Regions from separate parts of the Homo sapiens genome. Here region 2 is linked to region 1. Evidence: chromatin contacts called from ENCODE Hi-C or POLR2A ChIA-PET data. All regions are on one chromosome and are shown on one strand. Each heading gives the region's core, a stretch centred on a gene start or an enhancer-like site at or near the end of the contact. The rest is flanking DNA. Distances are from core to core; before and after follow the strand shown.

The links. Hi-C counts contacts between places; a loop is a spot of excess contacts on that map. ChIA-PET counts read pairs that join two places held with the same protein, here RNA polymerase II (POLR2A). Pooled maps may share reads with other maps.
Region 2: a loop to region 1 is called in a map of naive thymus-derived CD4-positive, alpha-beta T cell, with 3 times the contacts of the local background. The contact joins two enhancer-like sites. A Hi-C loop is called at or near these places in 2 of 168 maps with a recorded cell type or tissue (OCI-LY7 and naive thymus-derived CD4-positive, alpha-beta T cell), 1 of 37 single-sample maps with no recorded cell type and 3 of 50 pooled maps. POLR2A ChIA-PET finds 5 or more read pairs at or near these places in 1 of 52 experiments (activated CD4-positive, alpha-beta T cell).

What each region holds. Positions count from the first base shown.
Region 1 is chr9:112,568,921-112,573,040 of GRCh38, forward strand. The region is part of intron 1 of KIAA1958; the gene reads left to right. Among named protein-coding and RNA genes, the nearest start is that of HSDL2-AS1, 83 kb to the left of the region's middle. Within about 2 kb of position 2,016, at least 5 of the 41 ENCODE cell types and tissues checked have a DNase peak (open chromatin) inside an H3K27ac peak, as active enhancers do.
Region 2 is chr9:112,791,332-112,795,076 of GRCh38, forward strand. The region is part of intron 1 of SNX30 (sorting nexin family member 30); the gene reads left to right. Among named protein-coding and RNA genes, the nearest start is that of SNX30, 42 kb to the left of the region's middle. Within about 2 kb of position 2,065, at least 2 of the 41 ENCODE cell types and tissues checked have a DNase peak (open chromatin) inside an H3K27ac peak, as active enhancers do.

The sequences.
Region 1 (4,120 bases), core at 766-3,265:
TAAGAATAGGAAAACTAAAAAAAAAAAAAAAAAAAAAAAAAAAAAAATTGACATATGACAATGTGTGTTACAGGGATATATTATGGCAGTTGCATGGAGGTAGTCTGTAAGAACTGGCCGACTTTCATGATCATTAACTGTATTTTGAAGTGTTGCATCTTGATGAATAGCTGCTTTTTGTCTTTTCGGACATGGCTCTCGTTGGAGAATATGTTCACATTCCTTCTATATGTGGTACTGTTCTTTTTGAAATTCTTGTATGATTCCATATACAACAACATGAGCATTGCCTATTAAATTTCCCCGTTTTCTGTGCCATGCTTCTGTATTGTGAGTAGGTGGAAATTCATTCTACATGTACTCATACAGAGACCACAAATTTGGCAGAAGCAATACTGGTGATGAAACAGCAACACCATTGCATTAAGTGTCTTCTTATCCTATTGTGCACATAATTATTTTTGAACTAGTCAGTACATTGCTGGCTTCTTCAGGCAATATGGCTTTAATTCATTAAAAGCTTCTGGAATGTCATCTTGCTGAAAGGAATGCCAGTGCAGGCAAATGACGCTTTTAACTGAAGTTTGTATCATTGCCATATCATTGTAGCCAATCAGCTCATCTGAATTTCCTGCCAAATGCATTAGGCTGAATGGGAAACACAAACTTTATTGGTAACACTTTGAAATTCCTTTTAGAATTCTTTTTTTTTTTTTTTGAGACAAGTTTTGCTCTTGTCACCCAGGCTGGTGTGCAATGGCATGATCTTAGCTCACTGCAACCTCCGCCTCCCGGGTTCAAATGATTTTCCCGCCTCAGCCTCCCGAGTAGCTGGGATCACAGGTGTGCGCCTCCATGCCTGACTAATTTTTTTTGTATTTTTAGTAGAAACAGGATTTCACCACATTGGCCAGGCTGGTCTCAAATTCGTGACCTCAAGTGATCCACCCACTTCGGCTCCTCAAAGTGCTGGGATTACAGGTGTGAGCCACTGCACCTGGCCCAAATAAGCATTTATTAAGTGTTTTACTTTTTCTTGTCATTAATACATAATTGAGTGGATAAGTTCTAGAATTTTCAGATCTAACAGGGACATGAATTGTATATAGTTGATAAACAGTGGGAATGATTTTGAAAGTGCAGTTTATTAGCTAACGTGAAGCATGTGCTAGTTCTTCTGTGTTAGATTTAGTGGTAAATATAAGAAATCTGTCTTTGACAGTCAAATAACTAATCAAGAATAGTTCACCATTTAATGTTGTTTGTTTGTTTTTTAACATTGAAGAACCTCAGTATCAACAAGTATCTTTGGTTCAGAAGGTCACTGAGCTTGTTGAATTCTTTTTATTTTCTGCTGGAGGGCGTTTTTTGAATGGAAGCATGGTGCTATACGTGAAGGGGCAGAAGTCTTACATGATTGAATAATTTGGCCGGGGAGATTTCTTGCACTTTTGGCCTGTGTTTTCTGTGATCTTTGAAACACTTGCTGCACTTGTATTTGGAGGGTGGTTGTGGTCTACAGATTTTGTAAGTATATGCTATCCATCTGAAAGTCTGCTTGTTGCTTGGCTGCTGCAGTTAAGCAATTTTCTGCTTGTGCAGCACCAATAATAATTAGCTTTTAAACTTTTATCTTTCACCATTTAGTAACCTTGTATATTTAACTTATCACAGCCCTTTTGCAAGGGAACATTTCGTAGTCTCTTCTGTTGTGTTGTAAGGAATACAGTAAGAAGGAATGATACTTGGCTTTGCCAGTACCAAATCTGTATTAGTCAAGATTCTCCAGAGAGACAGAACTAATAGAATATGCATATATACATGAGAGGGCATTTATTAGGGGAATTGGCTCATGCGATTATGTGGCTGAGAAGTCTTACAACAGGCTGTCTGCTAGCTGGAAACCCTGGGATGCTGGTATAGTGGTTCAGTCCAAATCCAAAGGCCTCAGAACCAGGGAAGCTAATGATGTGACTCTCAGCCTGAGGCTGAAAGGCCGGGACCTGGGAACTGCTGGCGTAAGTCCCAGAGTCCAAAGGCTGGAGGCCTCCAGTTCTGATGTCCAAGGCAGCGAAAAAGAAGCCTATGCTAGCTCTCAGAGAGAGAACAATTCACCTTCTGTATTTGTTCTGTCTGGGGCCCCAGCTGATTAGATGGTGCCCGCCAATATTCAGGCGAGATCTTCACATAATCCACTCAGACTCACACACTAATCTCTCCTGGAAACAGCCTTACAGACACACCCCCAAATAATGCTTTACTAGGTTTCTAAGTCTTCCTTAATCCAGTCAAATTGACACCTGAATTTAAGTCCACAAGTTCACCCCATGTCAGTTTATCACTCATATGCATTTCCTTAAACCATACTTAATTTCCAAATAAAGACAATAACAAGGTAATAGTTCCACCTAACATGATGTAGCTATCCTATGATTGTGATTTTGGGGATGTTAGACTTTAGGGATTTTGATCTTTCGGGATTTCAACATTTGGAACTATGGCGTTCAGAATTTTGTCTTTCAGGATTATGATGCGAACCCCTTCCATTTACGTGTCCTTGGCCATGACTGTGTCATAGGGCCACCCTTGCTCCAGGGGAAGCTGGGAAAAATATTTTAGTGAGCACATTGCTGCCTTAACAAATTTGGACTCTCTGTGAGGAGTAAGAGAGAATGGACACTGGGTAGGCAAAATAGCAGTCTCTGCCACACCAATTAAATATTAATAGCTATGTTAAGTTCAAAACAGACTGGGGTGCAGTAGCTCATGCCTGTAATCCCTGAGCTTTGGGAGGCTGAGACAGGAGAATTGCTTGAGCCCAGTTCAAGACCAGCTTGGGCAACCTAGGGACACCCCTAGGTTAAAAAATAAAAAATAAATAAATAAATAAAAACAAAAAATAAAAATAAAAATAAAAAATAAAAAGAAATAAAATAAAAAAAGTTCAGAACAAACACACAAACCAATCTATGTCTTTTTTTTTTTTTTTTAACATTTCTACTTTAACCAAAGTTACATGAAAGGAACATAAATAAGTCTAAATTTCTAGAGTATGAAGGAAATGTAAGATCACGTAGTCCTGGCATTGTAGGCTTAGAGATAATTAGTGCCTTGTCTGAGACCACAGGAGCAGTTCCAGGCTTGGGATTTCACGTTCCTGACTCCCACGCCAGTCAATGTTCTTTCCGTTTACATGGCTGCTTCATGAACTCTGGGAGCTCATCTGTCACTCTTCTGCGTATACAGGGTGGCTGGGTTTGGGTTACACTATCCGGGAGAAAACTGTCTAATCCCTTGAATGATTACAATAAAAGTGATCTGAGGAAAATTTATGTGTCTGACTTGAGAGAGTCTTATACGTTCACTTTGTAAGTGTTGATGGTGCTGGCAGTATGTAAACATTCATTCATTCTTCATTCATTTATTCGACAACGACTGCATACTAGACAATAGGTTATAATGTCCCAAGAACAGGACCATGCCTTTTGAATTTCCATATCCCCAAGTAGGTCCTCACTGATGAGTGAATAATTAAGTCATAGTTTCTGCCTTCAGGAAATTATTAGGTCTGAGAGACAGACAAGCAAATCAATGATAACAGTACAGCAAAGGCAAATCCCTTGAGATGATACAGGCATGGGTGAAGGGAAGCTAAATAAATCTCTGAGGCAGAAAGGGGGTCTGGAAAGATGCCAATAGGAAGTAGCCGCAGGTTCAGTTTTGAAGAGGCTGGCCAGGTGAGGAAAGAGAAGGGCAGCATATCAAGCCAAAGAATCAGATTCTCACCAGTAGGGGGTTTAGAGAAGAGGGGACCACAAGAAGTGTGGGAAGAGGCCATGGTCGTAGGAAATGAGGCTTGAGAGGTGGCCGTGGCCACATCAACAGAGACCTTAATAGTATGTTAAAGGATTTGAACTTACCTAACCTCCCTGACAGGGCGCCATGGAGTCAGGGCAGGGAATGGCTCAGGTGTCTGTCCACTTTGGTGTAACCACCTGACATTGTGGTTAGACCATGGTGCCTGACTGCAGAGCACCAGCGGGGCACCTCTTGTCACCCACAGCTGCAGATAGCCAGGGCCGACAAAATCACACATAAAGATTCCTGTGCCTCCCTGACC
Region 2 (3,745 bases), core at 815-3,314, 220 kb after region 1:
TTAGAATAATGTCTTCAAGATTAATTGCTGATGTTTTCTGATAAATACTTTTAAACATATTTAGGAACTTTTTTTTTTTTTTTTTTTTTTTTTTTTTGAGACGGAGCCTTGCTCTGTCGCCAGGCTGGAGTGCAGTGGCGCAATTGCGCTGCTCACTGCAACCTCCGCCTCCTGGGTTCAAGCGATTCTCCTGCCTCAGTCTCCCAAGTAGCTGAGACTACAGGTGTGTGCCACCACGCCCAGCTAATTTTTGTATTTTTAGTAGAGATGGGGTTTCACCATGTTGGCCAGGCTGGTTTCAATCTTTGACCTCGTGATCCACCCGCCTTGGCCTCTCAAAGTACTGGGATTACAGGCATGAGCCACTGCACCTGGCCGGGAACTTTCTTTTTACTTCTTAATTTTACTTAGAGATTTAAATGGAATGGCTGATATGAGTGATGCCAGTAAATATTTTGGTAGTTTTGGACATGAGTATCTTCAACAGTGGTTGAAGTAATGTATATTAATGTAATATAGTGTAATGAAGTAATGTTATTAATGTAATAAATTGTATTGATAAATTTCCTAATGTTAAATCATTCTTGCTTCCCTGGAATACATTTGACTTGATCCTGGTATATATTTTTTTTCCAAAAATTCTTTTAGTGTACTGTTAGTTGTTACTTTATTAATGATGTTTATGCTTGTTCTCAGTTTTCTTTTTTGTCCTAATATTTTGATACCGGATATAGATAGTCATCATGAAATGATTTGAAAGGTTTCTGCATTTTAAAATTATGTCTTAGAATATTTGAATAAAGTAGGACTTACTCTTTGAAGGTTCATGAGTGCTCACTGTGAAACACTTGGGACCCAGCTTACCTCTTCGTGGATGTTCTCTGACAACAGTTTTGTGGTTATTTATCTGTTTAGGTTTTTTCTCTCTATTTAATTTCACCTTGATCACATAATTTTTCCTAGAAAGCCAGCTAGCTCATATAGATGTCCAAATTTGTTGGCATAGTTATTCACAGCACAACCTTTTAATTTACAATCATACATAGACACAAGTTCTAAATAGTTATTGCCTGTTCCCTTTTTCCATTTTCCTCTTTTTTTATTTTTTATTGAGACAGCATCTCTCTCCGTCGCCCAGCCTGGAGTACAATGGTGCGATCTCTGCTCACTGCAACCTCTGCCTCCTAGGTTCAAGCAATTCTCATGCCTCAGCCTCCTGAGTAGCTGTGACTACAGGCTTGAGCCACCACGCCTGGCTAACTTTTTGTATTTTTACTAGAGACAGGGTTTCCCCATGCTGCTCAGGCTGGTCTTGAGCTCCTGGGCTCAAGCAATCCACCTGCCTCGGTCTCCCAAAGTGCTGGGATTATAGGTTTGAGGCCACTACACCTGGGCCATTTTCCTTTTTCTATATTGTTCAGATTTCCTAAGTTTTAGTTTATCTGATTCATCTTTCAGAAGAATTAAATTTTGCTTTTGTTTATAACTTTTGTTCTTTTCTGTTTTAATTTATGCTTTCATTTTTAGATTCTCTTTCCACTTTCTTTAGGCTTTTTTTTTTCTTTTTCTTTTAATGGGAACACAGAGTAAGTCTGGCCTAAAGGGTTCTGTTTTATGGGCTTCATCTTTTTCAAATGCATGTTTATCTGTTATTGAGGACTCTTGCTTTTTTTGTGTTTTGGTTTTCTTAGGTCTGAGTGATGAGCTAATGCCATTTTGAGTTGTTTTTATGGTTTACTTGCCTCTGATGAGATAATAATTCAGACCTGCTATTTGCCCCCATCAGAACAAGTGGATTATATTGGATCCTCTGTGTTTCTACTTGATGTTGTTAGCATTGTCTTAGATCCATAGATTACTAGTTATCTGTCAGATGGGAAAGAAGCCTGGCTTTCTCTGTGTTTTAGCTGCTCCCCCCATCTCAGTAGAGCTCAGTCCCCCCAGCATTTGCAGTCTGGCCTGCTTTGGGCTTGTTGGACACACCCCAGGGCAGCCAACCCAGATGCCTTCATGTTCCTATGAGCTGCTGCTTCCATCTCTACCCATCATGCGGGGGGAGAAGGCCATGTGGGCGGGGTGCCCTCTGCTGGTGGCCCACACTTGGTGTATTTGCCTGTGCTTGGCATCCCCTTGGTCACAGTCACAGCAGCCAACTCCTTGGTGGTCCTGGATTGCCCCACTGCCAAACCTTCCATGTCCTCTACTCCCCACTGACAATCACACTTTCAAATTAGCGTGCGTGTAAAGGGGGTTCAAGGACATTTTCTACTTATTAAGTAACCTCAATAACCTGAAGTAACTTCGGTGACATGGGTTAGATTCCTCTGGGTTCTTTTTTCAGTTGTGGCCCAGGTAGAACCAGTAGACAGCCTTTGAGACCTTTGGCATTTGGATGGCACCCTTTCCTCATTTCCAGTATTGATATGACTCCAGTCACTGTTTTTCTTGTTCTTTTTACCTCCACTGTTTTTTGTTTTTTTTTTTTTCTTTCATTCTCTAGGTTAAATTAGTATCTGGAGGGTGGAAAAAGGGAGAACGCAGAGGCTTGTGTTCAACTCACTGAGTTTATCTAGAGGTCTAGCTTTCTAATTTTTTAAACAAGTGTGTCACATTACACATACAAACATGACCGCTTCCTGGTTATTGAGCCTTTGGGATTTTTCTAGGTTTCACTCTGTGTTCTTTGTATCATGAACATCTTTGAACAGAACATTTTTGAGATTATCCCTTTGAGTTTATTCTCCAAAGTGGGCTTAGCTTTAGTTTTACAACAAAATCAACAATCAAGAATATTCAGTTTGTATAGAACACATTCATTCATTTTTTTTCTTTTTTTTTGAGATGGAGTCTTGCTCTTGTCGCATAGGTTGGAGTGCAGTGGCGTGATCTCAGGTCACTGCACCCGCCGCCTCCCAAGTTCAAGCAGTTCTCCTGCCTCAGCCTCCTGAGTAGCGGGGATTACAGACGTGTGCCAACACCCCTGGCTAATTTTTGTATTTTTAGTAGAGATGGGGTTTTACCATGTTGGTCAGGTTGGTCTTGAACTCCTGACCTCGTGATCCACCCGCCTCGACCTCCCAAAGTGCTGGGATTACAGGTGTGAGCCACTGCGCGTGGCCAACACATTCTTTAAGCATCTGCTGTGTACCTGGCACGAGGGGGGTAAATTAAGAAAAGTAATATGCAGTCTGTGTATTCAGAGAGCCATCATTTTACCCTTAACGTAAAGATGCCTTGAGAGGCTTTGTCAGGCTCCTCTGAGACTAGATCATTCACTTGCCCATATTCCTCCAATAGAATCAAAAAGAGAAATTAGATTGTTTTAGCATAACTTATTTTTATTAAAACTATATTGGCTCCTAGTCTATACCACTCTCTTCATAAATCATATGTTTAATGTAATATAAAATTTTGCCAGTGATTTATGTTAATTTAATATTCTGTCTTGTGGCTGGCTGACCATAATGGTGTATCTTAAAATTGAAATTCTTTGAACCAGAGGAGTTTGTAAAGCAACCTCACTCTGCATCTGTCTTCCTAGGGTAAAGTAAAAGTGGGAAGGAGTAAGAAATGCTCTTATAATGGAAACCTACATGGTGAAAATTGGTATTTTGCAACAATGGGGAGTTTTCATTATTAATCAACTATGTAGTTGTAACTCTTCACAAAGGCTATTCTGGATATCCTTTGTTATAATAAAATCATTAAGAAAATATATTTGAGGCCCCAACTGTGGGTCTCAATG